Linked DNA regions of Mus musculus: region 2 is linked to region 1. The links are chromatin loops, found by intact Hi-C in ENCODE. Cell type or tissue: left cerebral cortex. All regions are shown on one strand. Each heading gives the region's core, and the rest is flanking DNA. Links, peaks and the distances in the headings are about the cores only.

Region 1 (2,902 bases), core at 142-2,641:
GAAGCTGGGGGGTGGGAACAGAGGAGAGGTGAGGGACGGGGTGGTGTGTGTGCTCTTTTATATTTGAGTCAGATAAGACTGTAGACACTTAGAATCCCAGGTCTGGAAGCCACCTCCAAAACCATTCACCTGGACCTCACTTTTTGGGTTGGTCATTGTCAAGACCATGTAGTGGAGTGTTGGTCACTGGAGTGTGACACCACTCCCCTCCACCCCCATCTACAGACTCACAGGGTACCCAGGAATCTATATTACCAGGTAGCAGGCTGGGGGCTAATACCAGGACCCTCCCACCACATCCGCTGCTGCTGTAGTTGGGAAACCCACATACTGGTAGGGTTTTAAAAAAAAATAGATAAAGAAAGCCTTGGTTTGTTTAAAAAAAAAAAAAAGCCCCCAATGCATCCTCTACTCCTGCTCCTGGCCAACCAGGCTAGGGGAGCCGCCCCCTCCCCCCAGGTTCCCTTCAGGACGCTCAGCTTTCTCGAGCCTCTGAAACTGGTGATGGGGGTAAGAAGCAAGAAGGGAGAGTGAGGTTTGGAGACCTGTGGCTACGGGACTGGAAGCAGGGCGTTAGCTTGAAGGAAAAGGTGAGGAAGGAGGCAGGGGAATGTGTCATGGGAGCCTTTTTTTGCCTAGGCCTCCTCTCTGGGAACGCTCAGACTTGCTCAGAACCTGGGCCCTGGCCACCCTGCATTGGGAAAACTTACTGACAGTTGCCACCAGGGCAGCCGGGCATTTCCCCGAACTCAAGACCCCAGCAGGCTCTGCCACAGAACAAACCACTTGGGGGCGAAGCATACCTACCCGCATTGAGCCATGCCCCTGACCCCTTTGCCAAGCTCAGGTCCCCGAGGGTCAAGGGGCCCAGAAGTTGGGAGCTTTACTGACCGTCAGCATCAAAGTGCTTCCAGATTTCCAGGAACTGGGATGCAGTCAGCTCGGCCAGGTGCAGGTAAGGGGGCTGCTGCTGCGGGCCAGCCATGGCGAGCCGCTCCGGAGATCTTAAGCCTCTCTCTCAGCGCGCTGTCACTCGGTGCCGCTTGGCTCTGGTTCTCGCGCTGGGGCTGCGCGCCACGCTGCCTTTATATGCAGCCCGGAGCTGCGCCGCGTCGGGCCGCCGGAAGGGGGCGCGCACACTCAGGGAATCGCGCAGGGCGCGGCGCTGCACGGGCGGGGGCTCTTCTCTGCCAGGGTTCCTGGGGACCGGGAGAGAGTGTTCAATGAGACTTCTGGGTGCCCTCCGGGGACACCGCAGGTATTTAGCTGGAAATGGGGAGAGGCAGCTCCTGCCTTCCCTTCCCTCTGTCCATCTTGAGCACACCCAGTTTCTAGTCGCAGCAATAGCATTATTAACAAGTAGCAAAGCTAAGATTTGAGCCCAGAACTCTTCCTGTCCTGTGACTCCCTCGAGGGGTACCAGGATTGCAGGAAAGCAGGGTTCTCAAGGTTTTACCGTAGGTGGACAACTGGAATCGACAAGGTGCAATGAGGATTCAGATGGGAATGGAGGAACTACTCCACTGTTCAGTAACCCACTTCCCTCCGGTATCTGTCACATCCTGCAGACTTTTAGACCTTTATCCAGGTAGTAGCAGACTGGAGCCTCCCGTAGTCCCGTAGGTAGATGGCGGTAAACTCTGACCCAAAGATGTGCTGAACTTCTGTTAAAGAAAACAGACAGCAAGCACAGCACACCGTGGGGTCTCCTCAATCAGAGAGCCAGCCTCCGTCCCATATCCTCCCTACTCTAAAGGTCTGCAGTGTGTGCTTGCTTCTTGGACACCTTACCTTCAGAGCAACAGCAAGCACCCTGCCCCTAAAAAGAAGGACAGAGACTTGAATTGCTGCTCATTAACATGTGCTAATGAGTGTTAGCTGAGCTGCCTTCGAAGGGAGAGCAAAAGAGAAGGAGGTGAGAATCTAAAGCAGGTCGCTAGGGGAGAGGAGAACCCGGGGTGGGGTGGGGGGGAGGGGGGGGAGCGGAGAAGAGCAGGCTGTTTCCTGGGGTCAGGTTGAGGTAGCTCGGAGCTAACCTCAAAGGGCAACATGGAGCCCAAGTTTCAAAACTGCTGGTGTGTTGCCCAGGCACACAGTTTGAGGTTGTTTACAAGAACAGACTGGGAAAGACGCAGCAAAATAGGCTAACTGTTGGGGCTTCTGTAACCCAGCATTCCTTGCTGCCAGGGCTGAGAAATTACTAAGCTAGAGTCCCCCAGCCTGAGTCTTGCCTTCGAGAAGGCAAGAAGGCTCAGTCCTAAAGAACAGTTGCAATAGAATCAAACTCCTCGGGTCTAGTTCCTAAACAAACAACAACAAAACCTCCACAACGTTGTTTGGCTTACACAGCCTGTCTGTGCCTTGGCTTTCCGAGTCTGTAAAATGGGTGTGTGGGTATTGACATCTTGGATTGTTCTGGGGATTACATGAGTCTGTGTTCCTGTCCTTTATGCTTGTGCTCTCTGGTGAGCTTGGAAAGGATTCCTTGATCAGAGGGAGCACTGGTCAGCTTTCCATCGCCATGGTAAAATACCAGAGGAGGTCGAGTTCAAGGAGTAAAAATGTTTATTAGAGGTTTCAGTCTGTGGGCAAATTTGGTTCATTGTTCAAGGGAGCTGTCATAGGCAGAATGTCATGGTGGGGGCCTGTGGGGGGGAGAAGGCTCCTTATCTTGTGGCCAGGAAGTGAAAAAGAGGGAGGGAGTTGAAAGGAGAGGAGGAAGACAAGAGAACAAGACACAGCCTCCATGGACATTCGAATGACTTGTTACCTCCCAGTTAGTCCTATCTCCTTCAGTGTATTCAGTTATGGACCTGTCAATGGATTGATCCAGAGAGGAAGTCAAAGCCCTAACCATCCATCCACTTTCCCTTCCCCAAATCCCACCTCTGAACACCCGGCC
Region 2 (2,902 bases), core at 311-2,810, 310 kb after region 1:
TGGGTTGATCTTCCTTCTGGCCCGCCACACCTTCATCCTGCATCGAATCCCACTGGGGACCATCCAGGTTCCTGTTGATCCTCAGTTTCTGCATGGGGACATGGGCACATATGTCGCATCTGGGCATGCCTATGTACATGTACATACTATACACGTAGAGGGCAGAGATCAATGTCAGATGTCCCCAATCATTTTTCACCTCATTTTTGGAGGCAGGCTGTCTCCCTGATCCTATCAGTTCAGCATGGCTGGCTGGCCTGTGAGCTTCAGGCATCTGTCTGTCTGCACTTGCTTAGTCCTGGGATTACAGACTTGTGCCAGCACACCCGGCTTTTTACATTAGGGGCTGGGCATCTGAACCCCGGCCCTCCTGTTTGCAAGGCAAGAACTTTACCACCTGAACATCTCCCTAGCCTCTCATTAGTTCATCTCTTTCCCTCCCAGTGTATGGAAAATATGCAAAATGTTTTCTAATATCCAGAAAACAGCATCTGCCGCTCTGCCGAACCAGCCTTCCCATCTGTTCCTCTCCATCAGTAACTTCCTCTGGCTCCTCATAGCCTTGCATTCTCTGCCCTTTGCTCTCAACATGACAGCGCCACGTCTTAGCCTTTCCTTCTCTTGTTCCTCTTTGGTCAGCCACTGATTCTGTCACAGACAGTAGAAGGAAATGGAATAAATGTGTCTGTCCTATCAACTCCCCAAGCCAACCTTAGGTGCTTGGAATCATGAAATTTAGCCAGGCAAAGCCCTGTCATTCTGTGATCATTGTCATCTGTCTGTCTGTCCATCCCTCACCAACCCCACCCTACCACCCCTCACCACCACCCTCAGTTGCCCCACTCTCTCCTTCCTGGAGGAATCACACGCTATATGCAATCATGTGTTAGCATATATGCCAATCACTCCTGTTACAAAAATGCAGTTATTAGTAAATTGGGGTCCACTGTAAAAGAAAACGCATCAGTCTAGCTTTGCTGCCTCTGGGAAGGCCCAGACTTCGGGTAGACCCATCTACCAAGAATCTCCTCTCCTCTGCTGGGAGGGGTCCAAACAGGGGGTCAGATTCACCTCAGAGCCTGAGAGAACTGCAAACATCACTCAAATCTGAGCTTCTAGAAACAAACCTGCAGCCTTTGTGACCCACCTGCAAGACCCAAGGTTTCAAAAGCAGAGGGAGGTCCCTGGATCAGGGAGGCCTTTAGCCCTCTCTGTATAGAACATGAAAACTGAAAGCCATCCTGATGCTGTGCGTCTCTGCCGTCCGGGTCTATTTGTAACTCAGTATACTCCTGTTTCCTGAAGTGCCAGCTCTATTTCCCCACAGATGAACCAGTAAAGGTAGTTTTCTTGTTTTGGTTTTTTTTTGTTTTTCATTTCAGTTTTGAGGGTTATAAAACTTTTTTTTTGTCCCTGCTTTCATGTTATTATAAAAGACTCCTGGTCACCTTGTTACAGGTTCACCCTTTTTAAAGAATTTTCTGAGTGTCTTTAATATCAGCCGCGGACATCAGCCTCAGGGAGACTCAATGTGAGCTCAGCCAGCTTCTAAAGACGCCAGTGGAACGAATCGGAGCAGATCTGATCTCAGGCCGGATTACGCTTGCTTGGCTCCTTTAGTGGTAGAATTCATAAGGAGTTCGTGCATCTACATATTCACATTAATTAGAAGTCTCCCAAAGTAAGCTACCACTACGGGAGGCCAGACAACTCAAAGAAACTGACTTTTAAAGCCTTCCTGTTTTGAAAGTATTTTTTCAAGTGCTTTGAAGCTGAACACATTTAGGAGATTTCAGGCTACCTGTTCAGCGGCCCTTCCGAGAGTGTGTAGCAGTGGGGACACCTTCTGGAGCTTCACGGAAATGGCCAATTCTCACTGAAATCTCTCTAGAGAGCTTCAAGGTAGATTCTGTTAACTGTCTTCCCCTACTCCCCTCAGAGCTAAGCTCCCAAGGTGTCTCCTCAAGGGCCAGGCCAGTGAGGTCTTCTTTTCCTTAGACTACAAGAGAAGGCTCAAGATGAGTCAATACAAGTTCCTTGTGTGGGGGATCGTGGTGTCTTTAGACAGAGGAAGGCCTGTTCGGTGACTTGCCACCAGTGGCTCAGGAGGGTTGCCAGCAAAGCTGTGAGCTTTGGGGTCAGTTTAGCACAGCTCAGCAAATTGTTCGCTTCCATTTTGTCATTTTAAAAGCGATAGGGCTTGTGGCATCCTGGTGCGGAGATCAAATTGGGCAGTGTTTATTAAGTAAGTACCTGGCAGGATGCTGGTGTACAGCATTGGCTGTGGATACTGAATGCAGGCTCCCACTGGCACACATACCTTCTTTGTGACTTTCTCCCCCACGGTGATGGGGTCATGGCCTCTCAGCCTTGAATGCACACTGGAACCATGGCAGGGGCTTCCGAACAGCCCGATGCCAAGTAAACCCAATCTCTCCTGTTGTATCTAGGGCCTAGGTCTTTTAAGATCCCACGCGTGGCCCCAAAGGGCAGTCACTTGTGAGAACTCCTCCTAACCGGCTCCATCTCTAAGACTTGAGAGGTTTGAGCTTCAGCTCCTCAGCTCTCACCGCCTTCCCCTTGGCACACACGGCCAATCGGAGGCACTGGAAACACGATGACGTCAGAGGGCTGAGGCAGGCTGCTTTCCCATTGGCTTCCCCTCCTCCTCGTGTGGCACAGCTGGAGTAAACGCTAGCAGGGAAAGTTCCAGCAGCCTAGTCTGCTTCTATCACTTGCTTTCCAAGGTAGGCAGACCGCATACATCCAGGCAGTAAATGTGGGAGCACGGCAGGGACTTTGAGTTTAGGACACAGGAGAATGTCCCATCTAGAAGTATGGTTAAAAGCAATGGTTTCCATCTGCTCCCTTTAGAAAGAGGAAGGAAGAACAGCTTGTGACA

The links. A loop is a pair of places that touch in the nucleus more often than their neighbours do. Peaks named below come from ENCODE experiments on the same cell type or tissue, not always from the same donor. Only the 100,000 strongest peaks of a DNase experiment are listed, where the experiment ranks them.
Region 2: it touches region 1 in a loop (8-fold over the local background); 10 of 42 quality-filtered maps call a loop at or near these places.

What each region holds. Positions count from the first base shown.
Region 1 is chr8:110,167,153-110,170,054 of GRCm38, forward strand. It overlaps Calb2 (calbindin 2), which reads right to left and starts at 1,060. Exons shown (of 11, transcript NM_007586.2): 1 at 892-1,060. The coding sequence starts at 985. In left cerebral cortex, for the core only: a CTCF peak has its summit at 1,126 (motif pointing right); a DNase peak (open chromatin) is centred at 1,101.
Region 2 is chr8:110,476,979-110,479,880 of GRCm38, forward strand. The region is part of intron 24 of Hydin (HYDIN, axonemal central pair apparatus protein); the gene reads left to right. Among named protein-coding and RNA genes, the nearest start is that of Gm21283, 24 kb to the right of the region's middle. In left cerebral cortex, for the core only: a CTCF peak has its summit at 1,834; DNase peaks (open chromatin) are centred at 1,836 and 2,594.